Linked DNA regions of Homo sapiens: region 2 is linked to region 1. Evidence: chromatin loops called from intact Hi-C (ENCODE). Cell type or tissue: dorsolateral prefrontal cortex. All regions are shown on one strand. Links, peaks and the distances in the headings refer to the core of each region. The heading gives the core; the rest is flanking DNA. Region 1 overlaps LOC107986430 (a long non-coding RNA gene). Region 2 has its middle 42 kb from the start of TMEM167A.

Evidence for each region. A loop is a pair of places that touch in the nucleus more often than their neighbours do. Peaks named below come from ENCODE experiments on the same cell type or tissue, not always from the same donor. Only the 100,000 strongest peaks of a DNase experiment are listed, where the experiment ranks them.
Region 2: a loop joins it to region 1, with 2.3 times the contacts of the local background. A loop is called at or near these places in 2 of 110 quality-filtered maps.

What each region holds. Positions count from the first base shown.
Region 1 is chr5:82,918,196-82,926,535 of GRCh38, reverse strand. It overlaps LOC107986430 (a long non-coding RNA gene), which reads right to left. Exons shown (of 3, transcript XR_001742771.2): 3 at 1,179-1,484. LOC105379051 (a long non-coding RNA gene) reads left to right here. Exons shown (of 3, transcript NR_188290.1): 2 at 5,423-5,574. Among named protein-coding and RNA genes, the nearest start is that of LINC01338, 63 kb to the right of the region's middle. In dorsolateral prefrontal cortex, for the core only: no CTCF peak of the experiment used is centred there; DNase peaks (open chromatin) are centred at 3,838 and 4,195; H3K27ac peaks cover 1,361 bases.
Region 2 is chr5:83,031,528-83,039,867 of GRCh38, reverse strand. No RefSeq gene overlaps it. Among named protein-coding and RNA genes, the nearest start is that of TMEM167A, 42 kb to the left of the region's middle. In dorsolateral prefrontal cortex, for the core only: a CTCF peak has its summit at 3,956; a DNase peak (open chromatin) is centred at 3,877; H3K4me3 peaks cover 1,479 bases; H3K27ac peaks cover 4,144 bases.

The sequences.
Region 1 (8,340 bases), core at 329-8,328:
GCGACAGAGCAAGACTCCGTCTCAAAAAAAAAAAAAAAAATATATATATATATATATATATATATTTGAACCAGAGCCTGTTTATCTACCGTCTAGCCCTATTGACGTCTAAAAGCTTGCCAATCACACTTTGGGTTTTGGTTTTGTTTTTAAGAAATGAAACACTTCAGATACTGTCAAAGGCAGCACTGTACCCTAATGACTATTGTGATTCTGGTGCATCTCTTTTCCATTCCTTTTCTTACGATATTAAATTATATGTGTATTCGTGTATAATACATAGCTTTGTTTTACAGATTTTCAAAATTTACGTAAATGGTATTATATTGTATAACTGTGTTGTTGATTATGGCTACAACAATGCTATCTAGCAAACTACCCCAAAACTAGGTGATTCACAATAAGCATTTTTTCCCAAACTCATGAGGTTGCAAGTCAGCTAAAGTTTGGTTAATCAGATGGGCTCAGACAGGTAGCTGTGCAGAGTAGGCTGTGGGTCTTCTGGGTGTGGCTGTGTTCATGTCTGTTCCATATGTGTTTGTTCTGGGTTTGGGATGAAGAGGTAGAGGCTACCTGGGCCTTGCTCATCTCACAGAAGATCACCTGAATATAAGAGGATAGGAAGAAAGACGCCATGTCTCTGAGGTCTCCCTTGAAACTGACACATGGTCACTTCTGCCCACTTTTCACGAACCAAAGCCAATGATACAGCTAAACCTAGTTTCAGCGGGGCAAGGATATGTAATCCACAATTCTAGAGGAAGTTACTACAAAGCCACATGGCAAAAAGAACAGGGCATACAAAAAAAGTTAAAAAATAATTCAATATATCATAATATCATTTTGCAACTTGATTTTTCCCAAACACTAGATTTAGAAGGCCATCTATTTCAATACATGTTTTTCTTCATGTGTCCTTAATTGCTATATGGAATTCCATGGTATTAACACAGCAGTCATCCTTCAGGTCTTAGTTCAGACGTATCCTCAGGAAAGACCTTTCTGATAACTTTCCTGACAACTTCCCCTAACACACTCTTACTCTGTATAAGTCAGTTCCCCTAATGTGGCATTCTTAAAGCAAGAAGTACTTTTCTTTATAATGCTTTATATTATTTTTAATTGTGTATTATTTTAATTATTTGGTTAATTTCTTTCTTCCCCACTGGACTACAAGCCAAAGGAAGTGATAATGTTTATTTTGCTCACTAGTGTGTCCTCAGTGCCTAGCACAAAAGAGATCGAAACATGCTTGATGAATGAAGAATGTTCCTATGCAAACATTTCCAACCGCATAATTTTAGTAGAATTACTGTATCTAACTGTATGCACTGGTGAAACTTGTAGGAGGCAGGATTTCAGAATCAAAACCCCTGCCAGAGAAAGCAGGAAACTGGAGGTTGGTGCACACAGGGTATCTGACTTGGGAGCTGTAGTAATGCCGGAGTCCTTGCAGCCAGTGGCAGTCACTGCTCTTCTGTTCTCTGTCAATAAAGAATTAAATATGCATGTTTATGGGGCTCAGGGTTATTTTTCTTTGAGAGAGTTAATTGATGGAAGGTTAAATAAAGCCACAAGTTTTTACTTAAAGGAAACAGAGAAAAATGAAGAATTACTTTAATTATAAGCAGCGTGTCAAAAGAAATGTTTTCCAAATTAATCTTTTCTGGGAGTGAAACAACTCTTACTATAATTCATCTTAACTCCTCTGAAAAAACAGAGTTGGGGGAAATCCTACCCAATCCTTCTCTTGTACACACACACCCACACCCACACAGTGTGTTCAAGTCAACTCCCACTTAGATTGCAATAAACGACATGAACGAATTATAGACATTAAAGCTTTTCTTTCCAAGGTTTTTGCTTTCAAAATATTTGTTTTTGCTTTTCAAAAAAGGTTTGCTTTTCAAAATATTTGTTTTCCCATGTTTGGTGTGAGAACCACCCTTTTCTTATTAAAGAAGAGGCTCATTCTAGAGAGTGACTGCAAAAGCCTCCCTCCCACCATCACCACCTGATACCCCACATCCTAAGGGTCAAAGGTCAGATATGTTACACAACGAATTGTGTCTTTTAAAGGGAGCACGACTGAAATATTTCTGGATAGAAAAGGCAGAACATTCTTAGAATATCTTGACTGTTAACATTTGTTCCTAATCTATCAAAATTCTCTTACTCATGTTTGCAGAGTTGCTGAGTATTTTCTGAAGCCTTTTCAGAGTTGGAAATCAGTCAAATCCTAGTAGTAGCTAGGATTTAAAGGGATGGAGGAGGTGTCCTGTTGATGTCTCTTTTTCCTTCAACATCAACAAGAAAACCCAAGGTCTTTTTTTCTTAGAGGTTAGTGGGTTATTTTCCCCTTGGCCTTCCTAATGGAAATATGTGTTGAAGGGGGAGGGTGATAGAAAAATAGGAGAGAGAAGGGGATATTTGGGGAGACGAAGGCATGACTCTAAGATTGAGGAAAGACTGAGGATGGTAAATGTAGGGTAAGTGTCAGGATTTAAGTAGCATCCTCCGACTAACTGCCATGAGCTCTGTATGGTGACATCGTTGCCGTCCTGCAATCGGAAACCCCAAGAAAAGCAAAAGGAAAGAAAGTAAGAAGAAAGAGTGGGTGAAAAATTTGAGGTGTCCCATACAATAAGCTTTCGTGGCCAAGAGGCAAAATCTTTGAGGGTTTTGCAGTTGCTTTCAGACTGGCCATGGCTTTGTTGTTGTTGTTTGTTTGTTTCTAACTTTACATACTTAGATTCTCTGGAGGTTCAAGAAGAGAGTTCACCATGTGTTGGCCTTGCCTGGTGTGATTTATAGTAATCAGTAACCCTCTGCAGCATTTAACGACACTTGGACAAAGCATACTCAAAGAATACAGGACGGGCTGGGCACAGCTCATGCTATAATCCCAGCACTTTAGGAGGCTGAGGCAGGAGAGTCACTTGAGGCCAGGAGTTTGAGACCAGCCTGGGCAACATGGTGAGACCGAATCGCCACAGAAAATTTAAAAATTAGCTGGGCATGGTGGTGTGCACCTGTAGACCCAGCTACTTGGGTAGCTGAGGTGGGAGGATCACTTGAGTCTAGGAGTTCCAAGCTGCAGTGAGCCAAGGTCACACCATTGCACTCTAGCCTGGGTGACAGAGCAAGACCCTGTCTCTAAAAAAAAAAAAAAAGAGAGAGAGAGAGAATACAGGATAACATCATGAAAACTTCCTAAAATACTGAGGAGTTGTCCAAGGAATGTTAGGTCTATAAGCAGTAGCAGAGTAGAATTGCAGCCAACAGAGTAACTGAGGGTGAGTGGTAAATCTAAAGCTGGCTGTAAGGAGGCAGCAGGGAATAAAATGCCAAAAGCAGCAGATCCTCTATTTGTATCTCTATTCGTATCTCAGCTGAGGAGGGCGACCAGATGCATGAAAACAACTGACCAAGAGCCTGGAAAGAGAACATTAGGTTGTTTCTTCCTCCCCACATGCAAGGGAAATGGTCATAGTCTTAGAAATAGATTGGAATAGATATTCTCTGCTCACCATCTACCACCCCATAATACCGGCACTGAGCATCTGTTTTGGTGATTTGCTAAGGGTCAATTAAGCTTTAGAAGCTCTTAGCATAAAAATATGATGAGTCCTCCACGTTAGTGATCAGAATAAGACCTAAAGAGTGAAGCACAACTTGCAGGAATGCTGAAATCAAAATTGCTTTTTTCTAGATGTTTTGATTGCTAAAACCTGTGTGATTTCACGAAGCTTAACTTTGCTCATTGGCATGGGGTTGGTGGCTCAGCTTTGCTAGTGTCTGTGCCCAAGCTGAGTCGGCCTGCTGGTTTATCTACCGTGGACGTGTCCAGATCCAGAAGCTGGAAATGGCAGATGGAGAGGGGACAGCACTCATAAGGCTTGCACAGGTTCACTGTGGAAAGACTTTCTGAATCCATTTCCCTCCGAAGGGGCCACAGATCCTAGGCCTCAGCACCCCTAGGCAGGCGGTAGCCCTCCTTCTCACCAGGGGCTGCTGCATTGGAGCCGTGGAAGTGCCCTGGTGGTCACTTTGCAGTTTAACTTCCAGGCTGCACAGTAACACCACTGGAGGGAAAATGTCTGTGTTTGAAGTAATCATAGGCTTTCTCCTCTAATACCAGCCTGCCCTGCCAACGTGCCAGCAGCACAAAGGGCCCCACTATTTATCCTCCATCACAGAGTAAGTGGCCTATCCCCCCGCCGCTTGGCTCCAAGCTCCCTGTCTGGACAGGACACAGCTGGGCTTTCATCTAAGGAGGGGAGAACTCCAGCTGATTACTTTTGTTTGGCCTTCACTGAAGACAACAGAGCAGGAGGTACTTTTGCATTTTGTCTTGTGGTGAAAGTCCCAATGTGGGGTAACTCAAGAAGATTTTCTCCTCAAGCAAAGGCTAACTCGTGGGGAAGAATCACAATTTTTTAAAAATGACCATTAAGAAGATCAGCCAGAATTTTATGCAGAAAACATGTATTACTTGCATCATCAGAAAAATAAAACTGCATTAACTTAAAGAGGAAAAAAGAGGAAATTATCTGAATATTTTAAGCAATTATCTTAAGGATAAATTGGGTTTTCTCCTCACTCTCTCAATGGCAGTCTCCTATAACCTAATGGCCCCAACTTTCACCTGTAAACTGGAGTTCCCAAAATTTATATCCTCACACCCATCTTTCATATAAGCCTCCAACTTACATATACCCAACTGACTACTTGGCATCTCACTTTATGTATATCACAACCTCTTCACATTTAACACCTCAAATACTGAAATTCTTTCTTCTTTCATGATCTTCCCCCAATTTTTACCTCCTTCTAGATTCTTTCCTTCTAGATTCTTGCTTTTACCTCCTTCTAGATTCCTTCCATACAATCAATTATCATTCCCATTGTTCAAGTTACCCTATGTCTCCTCTTTTCCTTCTTCCTTTATCCTATCAATTTATCTTATTATAACAGCTAACTTTTACTGAGCATAAATTCTGTGCCAGATATTATTCTAATTGCTTTATACGTACTATTACATTTAATCCTCACAACTCCAATAAATAAGTGCTATTATAACCCCCACTTTACAGATAAAGAAACAGAAGTACAGAGATGTTTTATAATTCTCTATATAATGTCATAAAAATAGGCTAGTAGGAGATCAATGATTTGGATCCAGGCTGATTTGCTCCAGAGCCTAGGCTCTTAACCTCAATGCTATACTGCTTTCTAAAATTATTGTGTATTTATATAAATTTAAATGTGTGCATTTTCATCCCATAGATACTACCTAAAGTTCTGACCATGATGTAGGTAGATAATTCATCCTTCAGAATTAAGTTTCTAATGCACAAATGTTTTCTTGTCACCATCCACTTAATTTCAACGGATCATTTTCTGAATTTGTCATTTTCAGAGGCGTATTGCTACATTTGGGGCAATGCGTACATATGTGGTTTCGTTAGCTCCAGCGGGGGCTAATCCTCTGACAGAGCCACCTCTCACACGAAACACTGAATGGAGGCGATCCCGAGATGGATGGAGCAGCAGCAGCGCAGGTTGCTGCAGGTAAGCGAAGCCACTCAGAGAAGTGCCAGGCTGGGTTCAGGAAAGCATGTGTCCATGAAACATGAGGGAATATTTCCTTCTTCACATGATCAGGGCAGGATGCAGTTGTGCTCAAACCATGACTGAAAAAATTCTGCAGTAATTAGAGATGCAAGTTTATTCTACTGCACCACCAGAAATTCCAGTCTGCAAAAGCATGTAAGAAACTCACAGATATCGGAAAGATGGGTCTGGAGGACAAAGTTCAAACTATTGCCATGTCAACAACACCATTTTTCCATTCTCTGATGTCATCTACCTTCCCTTCACCTCATGCTCTGCTCTAGCTCTAAAGGCTTTGTGCTCAGAGCACACTTTCCTCTTTCATGCCTCCTTATCTAAATATTCCACTCCTTCTGCCTAGGATACCCTTTCATATCTTGTCTTTTTGGAAAGTCTGTCTTTTTTTTTAAATTAGGGTTAAGTTCAAAGATCATGTTCATCTCTCATGCCACCCCTACCCTTTGCACTGGATAGATAAGCTGCTCTTCTTCATTATCCTGTATTCCTACACTTGCCTAAAGCACATCCCAGCGTGGTGTGGAATATGTAATACTGTACTTAATAGTTCATTCTTCTGTCTCCCTCTCCAGACTTACGAGCTCCTTAAAAGTAGGGTCTCAGCCCTGGTCATCCAGTACATAACACATCGGAGGTCCTCTATAGATATTGAAATGATGGAAGAAAGACTGTTTCTAAACTATTGAGATGGTCAGGTCACAAATATGGTTTTGAATTAGCTAAATTACCTGGATAGTATGTTCTCTTTACTTTATCATTTTTTTTGTTATGAAGGACAAAACATCAGAAAGCTTTATTTCAGCTAGTTGTTTCCTTTTTCTCAAATACATGGAAATACCTATTATAAAAACTTTTAGCTGAGATGCTTTAATGGAATCTCAGGGTAAAGGAAAGGAAAGGGGTTTCTCTGTGCCAGCAACTTAATGTTTCCTGTTTCAGCTGTGCTGCCAGAGATTGTAATTCAGGAACCAATCTCAAGCTGAGCAGAGGAAAAAATGAGATGCTTCATGAAAATGGCCAAATGTCATCACCAGCTATTTTGTGAGAAGAGCTATGTTAGGAGCCATCCACATGTAAAATGGACTTTCACCAAATTCCATCCATCTGCCGGTCATGGAAGCTCACAACATGTATGTCTCCTGAGGGAGCCTTTTCGTTTTGTGCTTTTTCTGGCACTAAGAAATACAGACACTTGTGATTTACTACTGGGCACTTATAGGAATGGAGTCAACTATTTCCTAAGAAACTCAAAGACTGAAATGAGAAATTCAGAAAATAAAAATATTTTCTGTGTTAGAAAACTATATACCAGAAAGCCTGAAAAGTGAGGCAAAGGGCACGAAATTCTGGTTAATAAGATGTTGTAGATTAGTGAGAACTTGAAAATGTTTTTGCTTCTAGTATATTTTTTGGAATTTCTAAACTATATTAGCTCCCTTTCTTACCTTAGGAATTACAGTATTGTGATCATGTGAGAAGATAGTTCTAAATATTAATAAATATTTTTAACTTCATCAAATACGTCTTTGAAGATTTCGTGTTTTGATGTTTGAGGTCATAGTACCATAACATAGAGCAGGGATGCAGCATTGAAGAATTAAAGGGCGCCAAGTTAGAAATCTAAGAATCCAACTTTATCATTTATCAATTCCATACCCTCGAGCCAGTCATTTAACCTCCAAAGTTTCAGGTACTTTAGCTGTAAAATAAATGGAAAAGGATATCTCTACCATGTTACACTCTGTATTCCTACCCAGCTCAAAAACAGGAACTTACTAATACTTCTCACCACACAGGCAAGTCTTTGGGACTGCTGTGATTTGGTTATTTGTTTGTCCTCACCCAAAGCTCATGTTGAAATTTGATCCCCAATTTGTGGTGGTGTGGTTGGGCCTAGTGGAAGATATTTGGGTCCTGGGGGCAGATTCTTCATGAAAGGCTTGGTGCTATCCTCCAGGTAATGAGTGTGCGTTCTCCTTCTGGCTAGACAGAATTAGTCCTCATGGGAATGGGTTATTTCCCTTGAGCATGGGTTGTTATAAAGAAAGAGAGGTCCCACTTCCTGTTTGGTCCCACTTCATACATGCCTGCTTCCCCTTTGACTTCCTAGGCCATGTTTTGATGCAGCACAAAAGCCCTCACCAGAAGCCAAGCAGATGCTGGTGCCATGCTTCTTGTACAACCTGCAGCACTATGAGCCAATTAAGCCTCTTTTCTTTATGAACTGTCCAGCCTCAGGCATCCCTTTACAGCACCCCAAATGGGTTAAGACAGGGATCAAGCACCAGCTATTCTCTTTACTTCTTACTTCTCCTCCTAGGAAGAAGGAATGACTTAACTGATTGAAGCAATTAGAGTCAAACATCTATTAGTCATGGTTTCTGTTTTTGGAAGAGATAATGCATCAATTGTCACTGTTTATGTGTGGTCTTTTTTTTTTTTTTTTTGAGACAAGACTTTTAGCTTTGTTGTCAATTGCTCCAGAATCAAGAAGCGGGGTGGGGCAGGGTGGGGGATAAGTCATTAACTGGTAATCTGCAGTGATCTCAACAATAATATTTGTGATGTCAGTTCCGGATCAAGAGAGTAGAATGAGCAACAAACTTCCCATCAATCTCAGGACTCCCTGGAAATCCTAGTGATTTTAAGATATATAAAAGTAACAAAAAATGGATTTCATTAACAAAGAAGATAATTGGAGAGAGT
Region 2 (8,340 bases), core at 132-8,131, 110 kb before region 1:
GGGTCAGAACTCTTCATGTCATATACCTCAGATTTTTGTAGGCTAGATAAATGAAAATGTTACTAAAAAGAAGAAAGCAACAATGAATGCTATCAGTGTTGAAACCAGTGAAATATGTTTGTATAAAAAAGTGGTACTGTCCGGGTGTGGTGGCTCATGCCTGTAATCCCAGCAATTTGGGAGGCCAAGGCAGGAGGATCACCTGAGGTCGGGAGTTTGAGACCAGCCTGACCAACATGGAGAAACCCTGTCTCTACTAAAAATACAAAAAATAGCTGGGTGTAGTGGCTGGCACCTGTAATCCCAGCTACTTGGGAGGCTGAGGCAGGAGAATTGTTGAACCTGGGAGGCAGAGGTTGCGGTGAGCCGAGATCACACCATTGCACTCCAGCCTGAGCAACGAGAGTGAAACTCCATCTCAAAAAAAAAAAAAGTGGCACTCGTATAATAACTACTCTCTCTTCTTGCCAGGGAAACTGGTTTTGGCTATACCACATATGTGGTGTTTCCTTAAGTAGATCTAGAGGAAACTCCACCAGCATTTGTGGCCACCTACCCTATATCCTATTTTGTTGTCTTTGTACATTTTAAATAAATTTTAAAAGTGAGATTTTCCCCCTCTTATTTTCAGATTACTGGGAATCTTGGCTCTTTCTTTACAATTTAGTTTTAATTACTTGTGTTTTTGTTGTTTTCCACGTAATTGTCACGATGGTTTACTTTGGTTGACTTTTCCATGACATCATGAGTTTTGTTTTCTTTTTCTGGTAAGGAAGGCTGAACAGGAAGAAGAGAATGCATGGGATGAGGTAGGTTGGGGAGAGAGAAGGAATAGACTAATACCAGGAGATGTGGAAGTAGAAAAACAAAACAAAACAAAAAAGACTCTTGGTACCGCAGGATATCCAATCTAGGCAAAAGACACCTAATACCAGTGATTTGACCTTTTTATATTAGAAAAACAAAACCATATTGAGATGTGAGAGACACTTGAAAGGTATAATTTGAATTTTGAACAATGTTTTCCATATGGTGCATATGTCATCCGTAATCTTCACAGGTTTCCAATTCACTCCTCAATGAAATTCATGTTTCTGATTTCATTCCATAAAGACTAGAAATTGTAGCCCTGAACACTTTAATAATATAGTGGAAAAATATGAAAAAAATGTATAGAAGTTAATGTTTAAATATATTTTACATATAGAATAGAGATTTATTGAGAACTAGCATTGATTTCTAGGGAATAAAGATTGTCAGGTTAATCTATATAGCTATAATAAAATAATTGACCTTGGATACTAAGGGCAAGTTAGAGAAAATTTTGCTTCGTGTTACAGAGCTTTTGTTTCTGTTTATTAAATACACTGAATCGACAACTGCATGTGAAGAATGTCACAAAACACCAGCTGACTGTACAAGGAATGATCATCAATTGATGGATTAACCTTGAGTCAGAGGTTGCAGTGAGCCGAGATTGTGCCACTGCACTCCAGCCTGGACAACAGAGCGAGACTCCGTCTCCAAAAAAAAAAAAAAAATCATTTGAATTAATCATCAGTTAGGATTAGGGGGAGGGCTTATTCTATAACACACCCACTAAATTTTGGGGTACCGAGATATGGGTGACAGTGGAGAGCCATTGAAATCCACTTTCCCCCAGACCTAAGGTTGATAATTTTTAGAATATTTTGTATTTTCAACTAATTGCAACTTTTTAACTTTTTTGGTTCCTTAAGGAATAATTAACTAGAAAAAAATAATTAATTGAGCTTGGTTGCCATGTGCTAACGTAGTGCTGGATTTCTGACTGTAGCTTCAGAAGATGCACTTTATCCACTTTCTCTGTCATGTCTACAGTGCACAGAGATTTGTAGCCCTTTAATGTTATCAAACTCACATCCTTTTGTACAGGACCATCGAGCAAACTTGGCTCATCAAATATGTTTCAGATTAGTTGAGAGAAAAAGACAGTAAAAAAAGTGCCAATGATATTCAAGGGAATCAGGTTTATTTGGGGGTGAATGGCATCCTGGCCCTTATTTGTGCTAATTGCCTGGTAAAAGAATTATTTTGGCTTCTGAAGGAGTGGGTATTTTATTTTATTGCTGCTTAATCTTCATTTTCCATATGAGGAGATTTTCTTCAGAAATATTCTGAAAGAAAAAAAAGGTAGTGGAAAAATATAGAGCCATTGGGAAAAAAATGGTTTAATTACATATGTCACCAAAATAAATTAAGGCTCCTTCTTCCAATCCTGCTTCCTTCTAATGACTCTGATAACTGAAGTGCTGAGTTTTATTAAATAGAGCAGAAGAGAACTCTCTGGAGATTAAAGAAGCTATTGAGATTTTCATACCTGCTGAAAAAGAAAAAGTCTCCCTTTTGTAGCTGACAGGCCCGTAATGAGCACATTTTGTAGCTGGAGAGAAAGAAAAAGAAGATGAAAGAAAAATCTTTTGAAGACTGAAGAAAGGGGAAATCCCACTAATATAGTGAAACCCCTTAATTGTTTTCCAAGAGACAGAAAAAAAACACTATTTAAAGGTCACATTGGCTTGTTTGAATTCGTTTGGCTTTCAGAAGATAAATATTGTGTATGGGAATATAAGAATGTCTGCTAGAAACCACTTTTGCACAATGAACAAAGGAATCATCCCTAATATGTGATTAACTGACGTTCCCTGCTCACCACAAATGTTGGCTTTCATAGACTTCAAGTGAAGGGGCACTTTATTAATTGGCTGAAGAATTCCTTAGAACGCCTAAGAGATTAAGACCACAGGATGCTTCAAGGTTCTTTCTTTCTTGAAAAAAAAAAAAAAGTATACAGATTTAAAAAACATGTTGACTGCAATAGCATTATCATCTATCTTAAGTATTACAGAATTAACCTATTGTTAGCCTTCAAAAATTTTCCTGCAACATGTCAGATTAGCTCAATGTCTATTAAATGGCCATTTTGGTTTTTCCTTCACCTTCAAAAAACAAGTCTAATTGTCATAAAATTTGCTCTCTCAAACCCAAATAGACTTTGTGACTTTAAATGCAGATTGCTAAATTATTCCCAAGGCAAGTGAAAGGAAGGATTGCACCCACCGTGCTGCTATTTAAAATGAATTTTAACCCCTTAGGCTGACAACTGACACAAACTCAGATTGCCACACACAGAAGCCAAGGGGTCTGTTGGAATAAGAGCTGCCATTTCCAATAAAAATAGAGTGCTGCAATAATGCCATGGTGAACAAGGTTTGTCGTTGAAATCATAGATCTGATCTAGATGAGATTAAGGGTGAAAAACTAGGGGGATATGAATGAGATTTTATGTTGGGTAGATTTGAGATGCCTTCTACACACTGCTGAGGCAGCCAAGGCTTCATAAACCCTACCTCTCCTCCCGCCCCTTCCTGCCCCCGCCCCCACTCCAATACATTGATTATCTTATGTTTGGAATGATTGATTCTTTTGGTTCCAGGAAACCACCCTGGGATCTGACAGGAAATGGTGGATTGTTTATTTATTTTTCAGTTAGGAAACAAATTGAGCTCCAGAATCTGTGTATTTAAAATTGGGTCTCATTTAGAAGCCACTCAGCAGCATGTATTCTAAATCATGTTCTGCTTATTATAATGTGTTTATTTAGAACTTTATATTTTATCACTGGCTTTATAATTCTTTAAGTCAACCATTCCCTGTATCCTCTTAGCTGCTAACGTCTCAATTCTTAAACACAGTTTGTGCAGCAGGATAGTTCACAGTAGTGCCTTGTTGAGGGGGCTATGTGTCTGTGCTGTCCTGTGTGTCTGTGCTGTCCCAGCCATCACCAGTACGGCTCTCTCTGAAATGTGGCTGAGTGCCCAGAGAATGAACTAGCTACTGCCTGGTAGAGAGGAGAACCAAAGGCTGGCACTTGGCAGGGGCCTGCACTCTTGCAGCTGCTGAGTGCTAAATTATTACTGATGTGTTTCTCCAGCCTTTCTCAGCAGAGCTAGCCTAATGCAGCATGAACCTCTCCTCTGGCCCTTAGCATGGGACTTGGGTTTCAGAGCTGGAATAAAGCAGGCCAACTGAGACAGCTTCTGCCCAGGGCAGAGCAGCACGCACGGCTGTCCTGCACAGATGCTGAAATGCAGTGGACACATGTCCTGCTCTTCATGTGTAGAGACTCCCACCGTGAGCCTAATGTGATCGCTTTAGAAGCTTGGTGGTTTTTACATAGGCATATGAATTGATCAAATTGAGCCTCTGAGGCAAAAATACACCACTCAGACAGAGCCTTTAACAAAGAGCAGCTCCCATAATGCTGAGGAGGGATGGTCTCTCCAGGAGACTACAGGAAAAGGTAGAAGCAGACTTTCTGCTTTCAGCTTAAAGAATCAAGCTCAATCAACCTGTGCTTCTCCAACCTGGCATTTAGGTGTCTTGTAATCTTCTAGTACACTGGTTAGGTGTGATAGCTGTGCATGGTATTTGTAAGAGAGGCAGAGAAGGCTCATACAAAGAGCCTAGGATTATAGACCACCGGTCTAGAACCCCTGTGTGACTATACAACTACAAATAACTTGGCTTCCTGTGCCTCCACTTTCTCATCCATCTCTTGCATGTGTAAATACATAGATTGCTAGCCTAGGTTATTTGATATAATTTTAAGGTAAATCTCCTGCAGTGCCAACGTAAGTGGCATTGCATGAATAGTCAAATCATAAATTATAACACAGTATTTTTATGCTGTCGTCTCCTAACATCCAACACTCAATTCTGCCCATCAGAGTGAGGCAAGCTGTACCCTGAGCCCTTTCCCCAAGGCTCTTACTTGAAAAAACAGGGCTTATCTCTCTTCACATAATTTCCTTCTAAGAGCCACTCAGAGCAGAGGGTGACAGTAATTACTGACAATTGATTTATCTTGCTTATAATGACAAACTTTGGTAAAATTTAGGAATTTATGATCAGATCTACCTATATTACTTATGTAAAACTAAAACACTCTGTTTGGCTTTTCTTTCTTTTTTTCTCAAGATAATGTACTCAAGGAAATACAACTTAAAAAACACAATTTTGTTAAAAATAATTTTTTTCAAAAAAAACCCACACACATTTTCCACACCCCTCCGCCTGCCCGCCAACCAGCTGGAACTTGTTCTTCCTCACTCATCTACCAAGAGGAAATTTACATTTAGCAAAGTAAGATGTCTCCTGTGCATTGTTCATGTTGGTTGTCTGATAGTCTCTGTAGTCCAAACAACTAAGTTGTTAACATTTCATTTTTCTGCCAGTTGCTTTATTGTAATGTGGATACTGCCTTAGAATATTTTCATGCTTTAAAATATGTTGTGCCAAAGAGGTTTGGAAAAAACTACATCTCCAACTCCAAGGCAAACCCATCCAAAAAAAAAGGTAGCATTAGAAGTGCTCTATATAGTGGTTCATATTTCCTTATACATTTTAATTTCCTCACTCACAAATCCTTCAAGAAACTACTCTCCAACATTCCTTTTTAAGCACAATCTTCAAGGAAATAAGAGAGAAAAATCAAGAAAGCCTCTTGTCACTGCAGGTGGCTTTTCATGGTGGCAAGAGTCATCTCCGGGAAATTGCCTTAATGTTGCACATATCCAGCTATTTGTGGTGAGAGCCTAGAAACCCACAACAGAGTCTGACAATTTCTCTGAGGGACGTTGTTTGCTTTTGGGAAATCCATTAACTCTTCCAGTCTCCGAGGATCCACTTAATCCAGCACTGTCTAATAGACATGTGAGCCACACATCTATTTTTAAATTTCAAGTGGCTACAATTAGCCATACTAGAATAAAAAAAAGCAAGTGTTATAAATTTTAACAATATATTAAGTTAACCCACTATATCCAAAACATAATTTTGACATGTAAACAGTATAAAAAACTATTAACAAAATATTTTGCTTTTGTTTTTAAAATCTAGTATGTATTTTGTACCAATAGCACATCTCAGTTTTATCCAGCTACATTTCAAGTGCTCAGTAATCACATATGCTAATAGCTACAGTATTGGACAGAACAGAGTTAATCCATTGCTTTTTACCAGGACATGTAATGCTGCCTGAGGGATCCAAAGGAATTAATGTCTCTGAATATGGACAGCTCATTACCTTTTGTTTTTACAAATGTTTTTTTAAAAAGCATTATTAGCAAAGTGCCTCCAAGACACACCAAGACATATAATCATTCATACCTTCAAAATGCAGTGATTCCGGACACTGAGATTATCTCAAATAGTACCAGATCTTACAACTTTGAAAGGTGGATAACAGAATTTCTACTTACTCACAAGATCACATATTTAGATTTCTTTTAATAAAATTTTATTTTAAAATAGTTTTAGATATAGAGAAAAATTGTGAAGATAATACAAAGAGTTACCATATACTTCATGCCCAGTTTCCCCAAATATTAATGACAATAAATTTGTATGCAATATTTGTTATGATTAATGAACTAATATGATATATTGTTATTAAGTAAAGTCCATGCTTTATTCAGATTTTCTTAGTTTTTTCCTAGTGTCCTTTTTCTGTTCCAAGTTCCCATCAAGATACCCTATTACATTTAGTCATCATGTCTCCTTAAGCTCTTCTTAGCTGTGACAGTTTCTCAGATTTTTCTTGATTTTATTAGCCTTGATAGTTTGGAGGTGTGCCAGTTAAGTATTTTATAGGCTGTTCTGCAATTGTGATTTGTTTAATTTTTTTTTTCATAATTAGCATACAATTATGGGTGTTTGGGAGAAAGAGCACAGAGTTAAAGTGCCACTCTTATCACATCAAGAGTACATACTATCTATTATGACTTATGACTGCTGATATTAACCTTGACCACCTGGCTGGGGCAGTGTTTGTCAGGGTTCTATACTCTAAAGTGACTCTAATTTACCTTTCCTTATTTTACTCTTTGGAAAGAAGTTATTATACACAGGGCAAACTTAAGGAGTAGGGAGTTATGCTTCACCTCCTTGAGGGCAGACTTGTTCTTTTGCATGAAAAAATTGTCTAGTCTCGCCTACTTATTCTTTTATTCAATCATTTTTTACGTCATTTGGAGTCATAAATATTTATTTTATACTGTGGGTTATAATCTAATACTACTTGCTTTTGTTGCTCAAATGTTTCAGCTTTGGCTATTAGGAGCTCTTTCAGTTGGCTTCTGTGTCTTTTTGACAGATCCCCATCACTGTGGTCTTTGGGTTCTGTTTGTTTTATTGTTTTGTTGTTGAGAACTGCCTTGCCTTCTGACACTGTAAGGTGCTCCAGGCTTGTCTTGTATATTTCCTGCCCTAGTCCTAGAATCAGATGTTTCTCCAAGGAACCCTGGTTCTTTTTAATGTAGAATGGTTAAACAACAACAAAACCAAGATCTGGGTGCTAGGTGTTTAACTTACTTACAGAGCATTGTCTGTAATTTATAATCAAGTTACTCTGGAAAAAAAAAAAGCAACATATACTATACTGAACACTTTCCAAGTGGCAGGCATACGGTAAAATTTGAAGAACATCTGGAATCTCTAGGAATATTACTAAGGCATTCCTGTCAGTGGCAATGCAGATGTAAGATTAAAAAAAATGTAAGATAAAAAAAGGGCAAACTAAGACTTTTCACAACCTTTTCTTGATGAGTCAAATATGAAAGATGGCAAGAGATTAAAATATTACATACTACCTTAAAAAAAAAAACCACCTCAGTGGAATCTAAAAGAAAATGTGTTGGCCCAAGGGAAGATTACTACTATCAAACTGAAAAAGAATTAAAATTATGCAGTTGTGTTTGTGTGTGTGCTGAATAGGTTGTAAGGGCTTTAAAAATTACTTTTTAAAAACTTGTTCCAAGCACAACGCCTGGTATATAGCATACAAGTGTTTCTTAAACAAATAAACTGGATTATAATTATAATTTCTAAATGTTTCTGCCTAACTTTATTATAAGCATTTAGTTTAATATTATTCAAATAATAAAAAAAAATTTAAGAGGATATTTTTCTGTTCTTACAAGAACAGAAGCTCACACTGAATAATATTTTACTCTGGTCTATTCAGTTGCCAAATCCTTTATACTGTTCCTTTCTTGCCCCACCTGCCCCAGTATCACAAAATCATTAAACAAAATTTTCAAAGAAGTCATGGAATGATCATTTTTTAAGGCAAAGTTAAACTAAGCCAAGTGAGCATTTCACTAAAACATTCCACTGGAGCTGGTCTTGGAGTCATGAAGGGAGGCATTTAGTCCAACTATGGAAAAAGCAAAGCAAACCAGTTCTGGTATTTGGTTTAATTCTTCTGCTTCTAATTGAGTAGGGCAGTGACCTCATGCT